Linked DNA regions of Homo sapiens: region 1 is linked to region 2. A link is an interaction called in ENCODE POLR2A ChIA-PET data of the cell type or tissue named here. Cell type or tissue: PC-3. All regions are shown on one strand.

Region 1 (8,000 bases), 150 kb before region 2:
ACAGGGTCTCTAAACAGGAACAGAGAAAAGAATAATGTGATATGTATGTTTTTTAATCCAGGAAAATAAGGTACAAGGTGGGCACTACAAGAAGGACCATATAAAAACCTATAAATGAAATCTTTCGCTCTGTGTATAGTGACCACTGGTCTTTACATGAAACAACTTAGTATTCAATGGCTAATGTGATATGTAAACATGTATAACTTATTTTTGAAGAATTTTCTTTTCAGAAAAATAATACATGCTCACTGTAAAATAGAAAAAAAAAAATCCAAACAACACAGGAAAGGCCAACCCAGAGAGAACACTGCTGGCATCTCCGAGTGTGTGCGGACGAGCGCACCACTGAGAGCCAGGCTTCATGGGCTCCTCTGTTCTCTACCCACACCCCCGTGTCCAGCATGTCTCACATGCCAACAAATAGGTAATGCCATTGTCAACTGTTTGAAATTTCACTGGACATGTGTGCTACGATTCAATAAATCAAGTCAGGGTTCTCATGGTGTTCTTTAAAAGCATTACATCACAAATAATGTTTTACTTTATGATTACAGATGGAGGATGGAATACATTTATCTGAGTCTACTCTCTTCTGAAACCTCACTAAAACGACAGGGAATTTTGTAAAGAGTTTACACTTTCCAGGACATGGGATCACAGGGCCGGAGGGCAGGCAGGGAAGCAGCCAGGCGTGCACTGGTGAAGCCTCACCAGCTCAGGTCAGGGTGTCCACAGGTGCCTGTGGAGTAGGGGCACAGATGGGGAAGAAGAGGACTGGCAGGAAGTCGTCGCAGGCTGTTCTCACAGGCCCTGTGCCACCTGTGGTCACGTAACTTGACTCTGGAAATGAGTGTTCTTTTTTTTTTTTGGAGACAGAGTCTTGCTCCGTTGCCTAGGTTGGAGTGCAGTGGTGCGATCTTGGCTTACTGCAACGTCCGCCTCCCGGGTTCAAGTGATTCTCCTGCCTCAGCCTCCTGAGCAGCTGGGATTACAGGCATGTGCCACCACTCCCGGCTAATTTTGTATTTTTAGCAGAAATGGGATTTCACCATGTTGGCTAGGCTGGTCTCGAACTTCTGACCTCAGATGATCCACCTGCCTCAGCCTCCCAAGTGCTGGGATTACAGGCATGAGCCACCGCACCCGGCTTTTTTTTTTTTTTTCTTTTCTAATTTGAGACAGAGTCTTGCTCTGTCGCCCAGGCTGGAGTTCAGTGGTGCAATCTCGGCTCACTGCAACCTCTGCCTCCCAGGTTCAAGTGATTCTCCTGCCTCAGCCTCCTGAGTAGCTGGGATAACAGGCGCCCACCACCACACCCAGCTAATTTTTGTATTTTTAGTAGAGACGGGGTTTCACCATGTTGGCCAGGCTGGTCTCAAACTCCTGACATCAAGCAATCCGCCTGCCTTGGCCTCCCAGAGTGCTGGGATTACAGGCATGAGCCACCATGCCCAGCCAAAATAGTGAAGATTTATACAACCAAGAAGAAAGGACAACACAACCCTCAAAGGATAGGCTGTGTGCCAGGGGCTGCCTCCTCCTTCCCTGGGGCTCCTCCTTTCTGAGAAGATCATGTGCCTGGGAGGCACAGTGCTTTGCTTTTCACAGCCTCCTGGGGCGAGGGGGACAAGAAGTGAGGCCAGGGCCCTGAAGGTAAAGGAGGGGCTGGGAAGACCGCCTGCTCGTTACAACATATAGAGCATATGAGAGAAATGTGCAGCAAATGTGGCAAAATATTGACAAATGGGTGAAATTTTGATTAAATTCTTTATATCATTCTTGCAACTTTTCCATGCTTTTGAAATTATTTAAGAAAGTTAACAAATAAGCAAACAAACTACAAATCAGGAATGGAAAGTGAATTTTACAAAATGCCATTTTCAGATTCACAAGACGCTTGCATTCACCTTCCTTCGACGATTACTACTTCTTACACGCTATGATTTCTCTCCTTTTTCCACCACACCGGCTCCAGGTCTACTTGTCTTTACTCTCCCCGCTTCATCGCTGTCTGCCCCCTTCCAAAACCTGTTCTTTGGTTTCATTCTCTCTTTTTCTTAGTTGATTCATTTCTGCTTTTGTCTTTAAAGAACACAGTAATTCTTCAACTTACTTTGGTTCTTTGCTACCTCTTTAGTGTTTAAATCACTTCTTTTGATTCTTATTTAATAACAATCTTTACACATTAACTCTAAGCCATTACCTTATCTCATTTTTTCATTAATTTGGAGGCAATGGTGGTTCTGCACATGAGAACACGGCCAAGTCCGACAGCCCAGCCTGAATCTCAGTCTCCCACTTGCCAGCTGTCAATTCTGGGGCAAGTGACTGAGCCTACCCTTCCCATTCCCCCATCTGTGAAATGCGGATGAGGACAGCACCTCCTTCGAACAGGGACTGTGAGGAGTGAGTGACATAATAAATGTACATGCTTAGAATAGTGCTTTCAACATATTTATTAGGATTATTAGCTCTTATTCATTTAATAAGATTTGTTCAGAATCTACTTAGTGCTCGTGTTCTAGAGGTTGGAGATAAAGCTTCCAACAAAGCCCACAGTCCTCGCCTCCATGGAAGTTTTGCTTGAGCGACGAAGCTCTTCTCTGCCCCAAGGGACTCCCAGGGATGCCTGGTTTCCGCCTGTGTGTTTATTTCTATTTTTATTGCATTATAATGTGAGAATAAGGTTTCTAATTATTTCAAATTTTTGGAAATCACATCGGTTTCCTCTGTAAGCTAGTATATATTAAGTTTAAAAACTTATACCATGAGGGTCGGGCACGGTGGCTCACGCCTGTAATCCCAGCACTTTGGGAGGCTGAGGTGGGCGGATCACCTGAGATCGGGAGTTGAGGACTAGCCTGACTGACATGGAGAAACCCCATCTCTACTAAAAAAAAATACAAAATGAGCTGGGCGTGGTGGTGCATGACTGTAATCCCAGCTACTTGGGAGGCTGAGGCAGGAGAATCGCTTGAACCCAAGGGGCGGAGGTTGCGGTGAGCCGAGATCGCACCACTGCACTCCAGCCTGGGCAACAAGAGTGAAACTCCGTCTCAAAAACAAAACAAAACAAAACACAAAACAAAAAAAAACTTATAAAATGAGCATTTGTTTTCCAGCCATCAAACCTGAAAGTCTCTACTGGCTCACAGTAATAACAACTTATGTCTACCACATGACCTGTGAGGGGCCAAGAAGTCCAGGCGCCTCTCCCACCAGCACTGCACTCACTGATTTTGTCTTTAATCCCCTACAGTTCTCGCTTTATGTGTTTCAATGTTCAATCATTTAGGCCAAATTCATGGTAGTTATATCATCCTATGGACTGTACGCTTTAGCGTGATGAATAACCCTGTTTCATTATTGTTTTGTCTTCACAATTTAGCTTTGCCCAGCATTGACGTCATGACCCTTGCTTTTCTACTGCATCTGCCCGACATATACCTTTACTCTCCATTTCTTTTTAATACTCTTTTATATATTACCTATCTCTTCTTAGGATTTAAAGCCAAAGTTAGAAGATCCATGTGTGTTTAATTTGTTACTTAGAGTAACCCATCTATAAAGGTAAATGTAACTGAAATTATAGAAATAATCTTTAAGCTTTGCTAGCCTAGAAAAATGCATGCAACACCCCAGGCATTTAAAGTAGAGATATTATATTTAAAGAAATTTATTTTGTCTAAACAATATTTTGAAAAAGAACTATCTGCAGATCCTGGCATGAGACATAAGTTTCCAAAATAACAGAATGACTCATTTACAATACAAAACCAGCTACGACAGTGTGTGTGATTCTAGCAGCTCTGATTTTAGGCTAAGGTTGGCAGGTCGGGAGTAGAGGCAGAAGGGCAGGGGAGAAGGCTGGCAGGTCGGGAGTAGAGGAAGAAGGGCAGGGGAGAAGGCTGGCAGCTCCGTCCATGCTTTGGGGGCCGCGGGGTTCTCCATGGGTTTGCTCTCCCTGCTGCTCCGTAGGCGGCCACAGCTGAAGGTCAGGGACTTCCAACCTCAGCTCAGCTGAAACCCTGCCCAGCTTCACAGCCTCAACTGCAAAAAAAAAAACCTTTCAGCTGCTAGGAAATCTCAGTTTCTTATTTATTGTTGCTTGTGGATTGAGGAATTTCCTTAAGTAATTAAAAAAATTTAATTTCCCATTGTATTTTATCTTACTAGTGTTTCCTACTATTTTCACTTTTAATTCTTTTAAGGAATACTAATAGTTCATCATTATTGGGTATTTTCTACATGCTGGTAATATATTACTGTAACTTTTCCCAGCCCACTAATCCTAGTAAGAACACACAGAGGGGCTACCATCATCCCCATTAGATAGACAAGGACAGAGGTCTACAGAGAGGTTAAGGCGACGCTCAGATGGGACCGTGCTGATGCCTGAGCCCAGGCAGGGCAGCTCGGAGCACCTGGTGATCTGCAAGGGCAAGAGGCACCCCGTGAGGGGACGGCTGTGCAGGCGGCGTGGTCCCACACATGCTACTGGTCCCTTACAGGGAGAAGAGTGGTCTCACCGTTCCTGCTCAAGATGAAGACTGTGTCTGTCCCCCGGGAGACCTCAGATGCCTTAACAAGAATATTACTTCTAAGACCTTTAAATTCCTCAATGGAAAAAGCCCGTGAATTGAAATCAATGGTTCCTAATACAAATTTGACATGGGCCAGGTTTCCCATTAGCCAGTATTACAGATGACAAGTGGGAAGGAGCCCTCTGAACAAACGTCTGGGACACTACCTTAACTGCAAGTCTGACTTGATAACATGATCACCAACCAAATACCTGAATCATCAACATTCCCCTCTACTGAGTTCTCTTGAGCACTCAGCTGACTGTAAACTGTGATCCCAGGTGGAAGTCACTGTGGAGTTTAGGCCACGTCAGTTCCTCGGTGTAATGCACCTCCCAGCTCTGTGCCAACACCCTGCCCTGGGCTTCCCTTATCCCAATTCATCCTGCTCCCCCAGCCACAGGACAGCACCACATCTTTGCTTCCTTGGATGGCCCCAGCTGAGCAGCCCATGCTCCCACCGCCATGAGGAGCAGCCCAGTGTCCAGCCTACCAATTCTGGGGTTGCTGGACAGTCGGCTGTGCTGGAATCAGAGACTCCCAGTCCCTGAAGACACAGGCTGCATTTTTTTTTTCCTTACTGTGAATGTGCTTTGAATACACTCCTAAAAAGTAAACAAAACAAAACAAAACACTTCTCCAAGCCACTGGCAAGTAGGCTTGACCCTGCCAAGTAGGTGGAGCAAAGCTAAAGTCTGGCCAGACCTTCTAACCTTCTTCTGAGGCTCTGTGGCCACAGGCCCACCAGCGAGCTGGATATAATCAAGTACCAAGTCAATCTCTGAGATTTGAGGACTTTTTCTCACAGCTTTTTGGCAAAGTCATCTTGGGAGAGGAAAGAGTAGAGGTAGTCAATTAGAGTTGATTTCTGATTTTCCCAGCATGTAATAAAGATCCCCTCCTCTCATCCCCATCCAGACTCCTGATAACCAAATTAATATCTTAATAAATCCTCAGTATGAATGTCCCCAAGCGACTTGACAGGCCTGGGGCTTTAAGCATGCATTCTATGACCTCATAATTTAAAGAGATTTGGAGGCCAGGGCTGGCAACGCACCAGTGAAGTTTCACCCACCAGACACTGAATCTGGGAGGAGAATTTCTCCTTGAGCCATTTCTGCTGGAACAGCTGCCTGATCACAAGAGGAAAATGCCTCCTTAGATTAACTTGCTGGTGGCCTTGTGAGATACCTCAGCAGCCGTACTGAGACGCCACATCAAGGGACCATCTTTAGTTCCATTTTTTGAGAAGACTTTTTGTTTGGCTTGAAGAGGGTCCCCCTGAAGCTGACCCTCAGTGCTGCCGTCACTGCTGCAACCTCAGCACCTCCATGGCCTGCATGTGCAGACAGGAGAACCGGACCCAGTCAAGGTCCCACCAGTTCTGCAGACAAGGGTCTGGAGTCCAAGTAACCACACAGCACACCCTGCTCAAATTCTCAGGGTGACTCTTCACATGGGATATAATCTGTCTTGAATGGATCACATTTGCCACCCAGAGGAAGAGACAATGTCAAAACTGATTCAGGCCGGGTGTGGTGGCTGACGCTTGTAATCCCAGCACTTTGGGAGGCTGAGGCAGGTGGATCACTTGAGGTCAGGAGTTTTGAGACCAGCCTGGCCAACACGGTGAAACCCCATCTCTACAAAAATACAAAAATTAGCCGAGCGTGGTGGCAGGTGGCGGGTGCCTGTAATCCCAGCTACATGGGAGGCTGTGGCAGGAGAATCACTTGAACCCTGGAGGCAGAGGTTGCAGTGAGCTGAGATCGCGCCACTGCACTCCAGCCTGGGTGACAGAGCGAGACTCCGTCTTAAAAACAAAAAATGCCAAAAAAACCCTTGGATTGAATAAAGCTGGGAAGTGAAAACCCCTAGTCATGTTAGGGAATTTCACATGGCCTGTTACCATAATGCCTTGAGAAAACAGTTTTGGAACAGTGAACTGACTCAGCAATTCATCTGGCTGGGGGTGGTGGAAGTCAAGTTTAGGTCCATGTGCTGCTCCCTCATACTGTGTCCTCTCAATGAAATGCATCCTTTACAAAATCGCAAGGGGGTGTGTCTTTGGGGCCAGACAATGAGAGCAAAAAATGAAGGGAAAATTAAGAACAATGGTTTACCCAAGGTGGTGGTTTCTGAAGAATGATCAAACCATATAATTAAACCAATCATTTTAGGTAACTGTGTGATCCTCTAACAACTTCTGCCAAACTTGGAGAGTCTAGGAATCTTTGGTAACCCTATCTTCTTCAAACATTTGACCAATCAGAGCTGGCCAAGACATATCAGGCAAGACTCCTCATTACCAGAACGGCTGGGAAGCTCCACCTCGAATTAAAACCCTGACACCGGCCATGTGAACAGCAGCACCAGTGACCTCTGGCCACGGCTGGCCGAGGGGCGGACCTAGGCGCCCATGTTTTTCCTGGACCACACTCCAGGGCGGCTTGGCGTGAGAGTAAACAACTTGATCAAGGACAAAGTTTTGACCAAGTCAAAGTTTTCCTCCTGAAAACTGAAGCTACTGACGACTTCTCACTAGACGGAACATGGGAAGAATCAGGCAGATCTAATCACTGCCAGTGTGGACATGACTGATTCCAGCACGTTTCAGATGCTGTGCCTAGTGTTCACACTGCAACCTCCCTGACTATCCACAACTGTCCTGTGAGAGAGAAACTGTTATCACTCCCATTTTCCAAATGAAGAACAGCCACTCAACAGTTCAATACTTGCTGGAGGTCCCACAACTGCTAACTGTATTATGTTACTGAGTAAATGCAGAAGAGCATGCAGAGAAATTACACGGTAAAGCGCGGGGAAGAAGGGGCATGACACGCAAAGACTGGGAGTGGCGGGGTGGATGAGGACACAGAGGGGTCACTCACGCTGCTGGAGTCTGGACCCTTCTGCCTCCACAGTCCCGCTCCACCCTGCTCCTCTGTGTGGAGTCCCTCTGTGACTGTGCCTTAAAAACACTTGTCTTCATCTATGCAAGCCCAAGTGTGTCTCCACTGCTTGTAACCCAAGAAAGAGATGGGAAGGTGTCTTCGGAACAGATTCCCCAGGTGGAACCCAGAGTCGCCCACCCTGGGGTTTCCCGTACTTCAGTCCTGCATGAACACCTTCAAGATCGTCACAAATCTGTGTACAGTCAGGCTCTTATTTACTTGGTATTTTGCTTTAAATGGATACACTTTTTACTAAGCCCTGTCCTAAGCAATAATAACCCAAGAAACCATGGATTTGATGTGCTAATTATATATTTTCACATTCATCAATATATAATTATTAAAGTAAAATAATACTCAACTCTGAATCACTTAAAATAACTGCCGTTAGCAGTGGTGTGCACTTGCCACACTTGGAGGAATCCTGGGCTATCTATCCCACAGTACGAAGAAAGAAGAT
Region 2 (8,000 bases):
AGAGCGCTGATTGGTCCGTTTTGACAGGTTGCTAATCAGTGCATTTACAATCCCTGAGCTAGACAGAGTGCTGATTGGTGTATTTACAATCCTCTAGCTAGACCTAAAAGTTCTCCAAGTCCACACTAGATTAACTAGACACAGAGCACTGATTGGTGTGTTTATAAACCTTGAGCTAGACACAGGGTGCTGATTGGTGCATTTACAATCCTCCAGCTAGACATAAAAGTTCTCCAAGTCCCCACCAGATTAGCTAGATACAGAGTGCTGATTGGCGTATCCACAAACCCTGAGCTAGACACAGAGTGCTGATTGGTGCATTTACAATCCTCCATCCAGACATAAAAGTTCTCCAAGTCCCCACCCCACTCAGGAGCCCAGCTGGCTTCACCTAGTGGATCCTGCGCCAGAGCTGTGGGCGGAGATGCCCGCCAGTCCCGCACTGTGGCCCACACTCCTTATCCCTTGGGCAGTCGATGGGACCAGGCGGGCACCCCGGAGCAGGAGGTGGCACCGTTGAGGTGGCTCGGGCCGCTGGGGAGCCCACAGGGGTGAGGGGTGGGGCTTGGGCATGGCCGGCTGCAGGTCCTGAGCCCTGCCCCGTGGGGAGGCGGCTGAGGCCCGGTGTGAATTGGAGCACAGCATGGGCAGGCTGGCAGTGCTGGGGGACCTGGTGCACCCTCCGCAGCTGCTGGCCCAGGTGCTAAGCCCCTCACTGCCCAGGCAGGTGGTGTGGGCTGGCCACTCCCAGTGCGGGGCCTGCTGAGCCCCGCCCACCTGGAACTCGTGCTGGCCCGCGAGCTCGGCGCGCAGCCCTGGTTCCCGCCTGTGCCTCTCCCTCCACACCTCCTGGCAAGCAGAGGGAGCCGGCTCCGGCCTCGGCCAGCCCAGAGAGGGGCCCCCACAGTGCAGTGGCGGGCTGAAGAGCTCCTGGAGCATGGCCAGAGTGGATGCCGAGGCCCAGGAGGCACCTAGAGCAAGCGACGGCTGCTAGCACGTTGTCACCTCTCAACACCAGCGGCCCTGTGGCTAGTGGTCTCATTCCAGGGTCCCACTAGAGGATCTGCCTCCTACTCCTGGCTGTAAGAATTGAAGAAGAAAGAAACATGAAAAGTGGCTGAGTAGTCAAAGACAGGTTTATTTCAGAGAGTAAACCTGAGAGGGCCTTCTGGCCGAGTTAGGTTGGGAGCAGTCTCTCTTACAGACTAAGAGTATTTAAGGGTTCAGGGTGGGAGAGCTTATCACAGGCTTGAAATGTCCTGTGTCTCTTTGTCTTGCTTATCTGGGAGGGAGAGTTTTGTGTCTGTTCCCATACATCTTCCTGCACCTGCAGGCATACCCCCGAGTTTACTTTTAGCTTCCCTATCTTAGTGCACCTGAAAAGAAAGGAATGTGCTTATTTGGACCCACTGTTTTGCTGGGTCCCATTGTATGGGTGTGAAGCTTGGTGGTTACCCAAGAGACTTTCCCCTCTCTCTCCCTGCCTGAGCTGTCTTATCTGTGTTTTACCGTCTGCTCTTTCTGGCTGCTTGTTGTTAGAAAAGAAGTGATTTCCTTGAAATGCATGAGGTTAGAAAGGGAGCTGGAATTTAAAATGGTGGCGTTTGTCCAAGATGGCAGTGCTTCTGCTCTGTCACTGACACCAAGGTTGTAGATTGCATCCTTCCCAAAGTTGATCCTGAGATGAAAATTTGAGAGCAGGATGTTTATTTGGGTGAAGAAGTGATACCTGGAAGGGGATACAGCCAATCAAAGTTGTGTCATTAAGCCAGCCACCACAGGGAAACCAGAGCTTAACACTGTTGGGAGATGCTGGGAAGTTGTGTAACACACACACCTTAGAGTTATCTCACTTGGAGGAGGGCCAAGGGAGCCGAAATATTTATGCACCAACTTTCATCAGTCATTGGCGCAAGCTGTTTCAGAGGGTTGTTAATAGCCCGGCACTTCCGCTTCCCCTATGTGTGGGCAAAATGCCCTCAGGGTGGAGATGCTGAAATGGCAATGGGAAGTCACCTGGGGCATAGTGAGTGGAGAGTCTGAGGCAAGTAGGTGGGGCAGTGATGATTCTGCTCCATCCAACCATATTTTACCTGGTGCTGTTATTCACTAATGACCTTCACCTGAATCAGTTGTTATACTGGTGGTTGCAAAATTGTGATTTTCTAAATCCGTGACTTCTAGGTGAATTAACTGGCATTCTTTCACAAAAAGCTCCTCACCGTTTTTTTCTTTCTCTTTTTATGAATGCCACTACGGATGAACTTTGCTTTATGCAAATTGTCATCAAATGTGGTGTCAAGCTGGCTTCTGTGTCTTTTTTTTTGAGACAGAGTCTCACTCTTTTAACCAGGCTGGAGTGCAATGGTGCGATCTTGGCTCACTGCAACCTCCACCTCCTGGGTTCCAGCGATTCTCCTGCCTCTTAGCCCCTCTAGTAGCTGGGATTACAGGTGCATGCTACCACACCCGGCTAATTTTTGTATTTTTAGTAGAGATGAGGTTTCACCATGTTGACCAGGCTGGTCTTGAACTCCTGACCTCAGGTGATCCACCCGCCTCGGCCTCCCAAAGTGCTGGGATTACAGGCATGAGCCACCATGCCCGGCCAGCTTCCATGTCTTTTTGGCAAGAACCAGTCTTTGGCTTCTTCCTTGATTTTAGCACAGATGCCCTGACCTATGTTGGGCACCCCCTGTCCTGCACCTCGAATCAGCCACTTCTCTAAAGAGCTACTGGCTGGAAGGATTCGGTCTTTAAGATCAGATGCTTATGGTGCTCACTGGACCTGAGGAATTGTTGCTTGTAGTCTTTTCATGGGTCCTTTTATTGATATTTTCCCAGTGATCTCTGTTAGTTGTAACAGTGGCCTTTATTCCTTTAAACATTTTGCACACATTTTTTTCTTTTGTTTTGAAAATATTATTATTTTGAATAATGTAGCATAAATTAAAACTTTTAGGTTGGATGCGGTGGCTCATGCCTGTAATCCTAGCACTTTGGGAGGCTGAGGCGGGTGGATTGCCTAAGCTCAGGAGTTCGAGACCAGCCTGGGCAACACAGTGAAACGCCGTTTCTACTTAAAATACAAAAAAATTAGCCGGGTGTGGCGACATGTGCCTGTAGTCCCAGCTACTTGGCAGGCTGAGGCAGGAGAATTGCTTGAACATGGGAAGCAGAGGTTGCAGTGAGCCGAGATTGCGCCACTGCACTCCAGCCTGGGTGACACAGTGAGACTCCATCTCCAAAAAAAGAAAAAAAAAAGACTTTTAAGGAACTTAAGTACATATTTCCTGTGTCAATATATTTTATTTATTTTTTAATTGACAAGTAGAAATTGTATATATTTGTGGTGTACAACCTGATGTTGTGACACACTATGGAATGGCTAAATCAAATTATTGAACATATGCATCATGCCACATACTTATCATTTTTTTTGTGTGTGGTGAGAACACTTAAAATCAACTGTCTTAGGGATTTGCAAGTATATAACACATTGTTATCAACTGTAGTCACCATGATGTACAATAGATCTCTTGAACTTATTCCTCTTATTTCACTGAAATTTTGTGTCCTGCGACCAATATCTTCCCAATCCCCCAACCTCCAGCATCTGGGAACCGCTATTTTACTCTCTGCTTCTATAAGTTTGACTTTTTTACACTCTATATACAAGTGAGATTACGTATTTTTCTTTCTGTGCCTGGCTTATTTTACTTAATGTGATGTCCTCTCAGTTTATCCACATTGTTGCAAATGACAGGATTTTATTCTTTTTAAAGCTGAATAATATTTCATTGTGTACACATACTGTATTTTATTTGTTCATCTATCAATGGACACTTAGGTTGATTCCTAACTTGATTCTTGTAATACTGTAGAACATGGGAGTGCAGATATCTCTTTGACATACTGATTTCATATCCTTTGGATTTATACTCAATGTTGGGATTGCTGGATCATATGGAAATTCTATTTTTAATTTTTTGAGGAACTTCCATGCTGTTTTCCATAATGGTTGTACCAAATGTACATTCTTGTATATTGTACCTTGTACAACAGTGTACAAGATTTCTCTTTTCTCCACATCCTTGCCAACATTTATCTTTTGTATTTTCGATAAGAGCCATTCTAACAGGTGTGAGGGGATATCTCACTGTGGTTTTAATTTGCATTTTCCTGATGTTTAGTGATGTTGAGCATTTTTTCATACACCTGTTGGCCATTTGTATGTCTTCTTTTGTGAAATGTCTATTGAGGCCCTTTGTCCATTTTCATATCAGGTTGTTTTCTTACTATTGAGTTGAGTTTCTTATATATTTTGGATCTTAATCCCTTACCACACGTATGGTTTGCAAATATATTCTCCCATTCTGTAGATTATATCTTCACTCTGTAAAAGGAAAATAAATCTTGGGCCCCCAAATCACTAAGCTAAAGGGAAAAGTCAAGCTGGGAACTGCTTAGGGTAAACCTGCCTCCCATTCTATTCGAAGTCATCCCTCTGCTCACTGAGATAAATGCATATCTGATTGCCTCCTTTGGAGAGGCTCATCAGAAACTCAAAAGAATGCAACCGTCGGCTGGGCGCGGTGGCTCAGGCTTGTAATTCCAGCACTTTGGGAGGCGGAGGCGGGCGGATCACAAGGTCAGGAGATAGAGACCATGGTGAAACCCTGTCTCTACTAAAAATACAAAAAATTAGCCGGGCGTGGTGGCGGGCGCCTGTAGTCCCAGCTACTCGGAGAGGCTGAGGCAGGAGAGTGGCGTGAACCCGGCGGGCGGAGCTTGCAGTGAGCCGCGATTGCGCCACTGCACCCCAGCCTGGGCGACAGAGTGAGACTCTGTCTCAATTAAAAAAAAAAAAAAAAAAAAGAATGCAACTGTTTGTCTCTCATCTAACTGTGACCTGGAAGCCCCCTCCCTGCTTCGAGTTGTCCTGACTTTCTGAATGGAACCAATGTACATCCTACATATATTGATTTATGTCTCATGTCTCCCTAAAATATGTAAAACCAAGCTGTGCCCCGACCACCTTGGGCATATGTCATCAGGACCTCCTGAGGCTGTGTCACAGGCGTGCATCCTCAACCCTGGCAGAGTAAACTTTCTAAATCAACTGAGACCTGTCTCAGATATTCTGGGTTCACATTTTGGTAACCACGAAGGGATTCTGAGTGGAGGTGCCCCTGACGTTTGACACATCTCCAATTCGTGCTTGGTACCAGCTTGAGCTATCTTTATGGCTCAAACCAATGGAACAATTTGCTGAGGCCTGGAAGCAACCCCTCCGGAAAATCCCTGATCTCCCAAAATTTGGTCGAGATCTAAATTTTATTTTGCTGTACGACTCCTTTTGTGGAGTTTTACTTGCTTCCAGCACAAGGAAGGCAAGTTTTTCCTGCTTCCATCACGATGGAAGGCAGGCAACTTTTTTATGGAGTTTGAACTCACTCCCAACAGGGAAGATGAGTTTTGAGTTTTTTCCTGCTTCTAGGATGGTAGAGAGCAGTCTTCGCCTGAGACCCATCCCTATCTAAGTAACTGAATGGAGGTTTGTTTTGGCTAAAGTTAAGATTAACAACCAGCTGGTCTTAATTTCTCCTTACCATTTGAGCACTCAGTAATCACACACATTGTGTGATTATTTGTTTCACTTAATTTTTTTTATTGTTTGTTTTTGTTTTTGTTTTGGTGTTTTTCCTTGATCAAATCTGAAGGAAAGTTCCAAATTATGGGGAACAGGTCCTCTGAACTGGCTAAATTCCACCCCCCACCCCCACACACAAAAGGTGATGTGGTGGGGAGAGAAAAATAGCCAGCACAAGGAAAAAAAAAAAAAAAAAGGAAAGATTTTTTATTTTGGCCACTTAAGGGGCTTTATTTATTTACACAACAGGGCTATGTTTTTGCTAGCCAGTCCAAACTGAAAGAGCGATGGCTGTCGCCCCATGCTGCAGTTTCATAGCTAAGGTTCTGCCTTCTTTTTTTCCACTATGACAGCCTGGGTTTGGTTCCTAAATCAAGCCCTTTCTGGTTTGATACTTGTACTTCTGAAATAGCAGCAATTTGTCCTAGCTAAAATATGGTAATGAGGTTTAAAAAGATTTTTTTAATAGGAGCTCAGTGGTTAAAAGTCAGCTTAATTGAAGATAACATCCAAGATGTGTGTGTATGTATGCATGTGTGTGTGTATGTGTGCATGTGTATGTGTGCATGTGTATATGTATGCATGTGTGTTTGTATGTGTGCATGTGTATGTGTGCATGTGTATGTGTGTGCGTGTGTGTGTGCATGTGTGTGTATGTGTGTGCATGTGTGTATGTGTGTGCATGTGTATATGTGTGTGCGTGTGTGTGTGCATGTGTGTATGTGTATGTGTGCATGTGTGTATGTGTATGCGTGTGCCTGTATGTGCATGTGTGCATGTATGCACGTGTGTATGTGTGCATGTGTGTGTGTGTGCATGTGTATATGTGTGCGTGTGTGTGTGTGCGTTTAAGAGGCTTTCATGTTTTTGTTTTTTTCCCTCTCCTAGGACCTTGTCTTTTTTTGAGCAAAGGTTTTTCTTCTCAGTTGATTTAATTCTATTTTCTCCATTTACTTCTGCTGTCTCTCCTTTCTCTTGCATGTTCTGCTGCATGAGGGACCTAAAATAGTTTATAATAGCCTGGATTTCCTTAAAGAAAATGGGGAAGGCACCAGGCTCCCTGTTTTTCCTTATGGAATCCCAAGAGTGTAAACAGACAAGTTTGTCTCAGCTCTTAAACTGCTTGCTTTTGTATTGTGTTACCTGATTTTTTGACTAAAATAGCTATTGTAACAGAGGCTACTCTTGGGTTTTTAAGGAAGACTGTAGTGTAGACACTTAGAAATGTCTTTGACTGAAAAAAATTTTAAGTGTCCTGTAAAAGCATCACGTGTTCTAGCGTCAACTCTCCCTTTTTGGAGACCCAGGATTCAGTGTGGGCTCTGCCCAGAGCTCAGAGATCTAGTTAAAAGATAGGTAGTTCCCACCTAAATAAAATTGGTCTCCTTATACAATCCTATCATAGATTTCTATAATTTCATGTTTGATTTGGCATTCATCTTTAATCTCCCTCTAGCTCCACCAGATTTTTTCTCTCTGTACCTTGAGATGTAAATTTTGCCATTTGATTTTTCTTCTAAGAGTTATTTCCTTCAATATGCAGACTTAGGGCTATTTACCTGACAACTGCCAGGGTAATGAAACAGGTTATCAAGAGTTTGAAAGTCTAAGGTAAGAAAAAAAAAGGTCTTAGGAATCTATAAGATGTACTTCTATTGGTATGCCTAATACATTTATGTATTTATGTGTTGTGTACACGTTTCACTACTAAAAATATATAAAAGAGCTCTAATTAATTGGCTTAAAGGAAACTAAAAGCACTTAAATCAAATACTTTACCAGAAAAAAGGAAATACTAGTCAAATGCTTTTTCAAGTTTACATGACTTAAGTAAAATCTTTAATAAATAAGCTAGCTTTGAAATTATTGGTAAAGTAATATTAGAAATGTCTTAAGAATTTCCAGCATACATTTTTGTTTGCATTTATTGATTAAGCAATTGCGTACTTATCCCTGCCAAATACTATAAGGTGTCAAAATTTGGCATCAGGGTTACGAAACTATAAACTCAGCCCCAAACTGAATGATCTTTGCTTGTGTAATTTTTAATAAATAAGACATTGTTATTGGTTTAGTGAAAATAGTCATCTTGAATTATCTAGTAAAATTACCATAACTTCTAATCTTGTGGCTTTAGCAGCCTAGTCCACAGGCAGAAAGGAGATTTGTTTTGGGAAAGGACAGTTAGCATCTTTGTTTCAAACCTAAACTATAAACTAAGTTCCTCCCAAAGTTAGTTCGGCCTATGCCCAGGAATAAATAAGGATAGCTTGGAGGTTAGAAGCAAGATGGAGTAAGTTAGGCCAGATCTTTTTCACTGTCTCAGTTATAGTGGTTTCATAAGTTT

The links. ChIA-PET counts read pairs that join two places held together with the same protein. Peaks named below come from ENCODE experiments on the same cell type or tissue, not always from the same donor. Only the 100,000 strongest peaks of a DNase experiment are listed, where the experiment ranks them.
Region 1: POLR2A ChIA-PET joins it to region 2 with 11 read pairs; 2 of 35 experiments call an interaction of 5 or more read pairs at or near these places.

The regions. Positions count from the first base shown.
Region 1 is chr14:101,832,222-101,840,221 of GRCh38, reverse strand. The region is part of intron 3 of PPP2R5C (protein phosphatase 2 regulatory subunit B'gamma); the gene reads right to left. Among named protein-coding and RNA genes, the nearest start is that of PPP2R5C, 75 kb to the right of the region's middle. RefSeq lists enhancers at 670-869, 1,120-1,169, 7,007-7,507. In PC-3, no CTCF peak of the experiment used is centred here; a DNase peak (open chromatin) is centred at 4,851; H3K27ac peaks cover 1,607 bases.
Region 2 is chr14:101,681,919-101,689,918 of GRCh38, reverse strand. All of the region lies in intron 1 of LINC02320 (long intergenic non-protein coding RNA 2320), which reads left to right. Among named protein-coding and RNA genes, the nearest start is that of LINC00239, 45 kb to the left of the region's middle. RefSeq lists a silencer at 421-584. In PC-3, no CTCF peak of the experiment used is centred here; no DNase peak of the experiment used is centred here.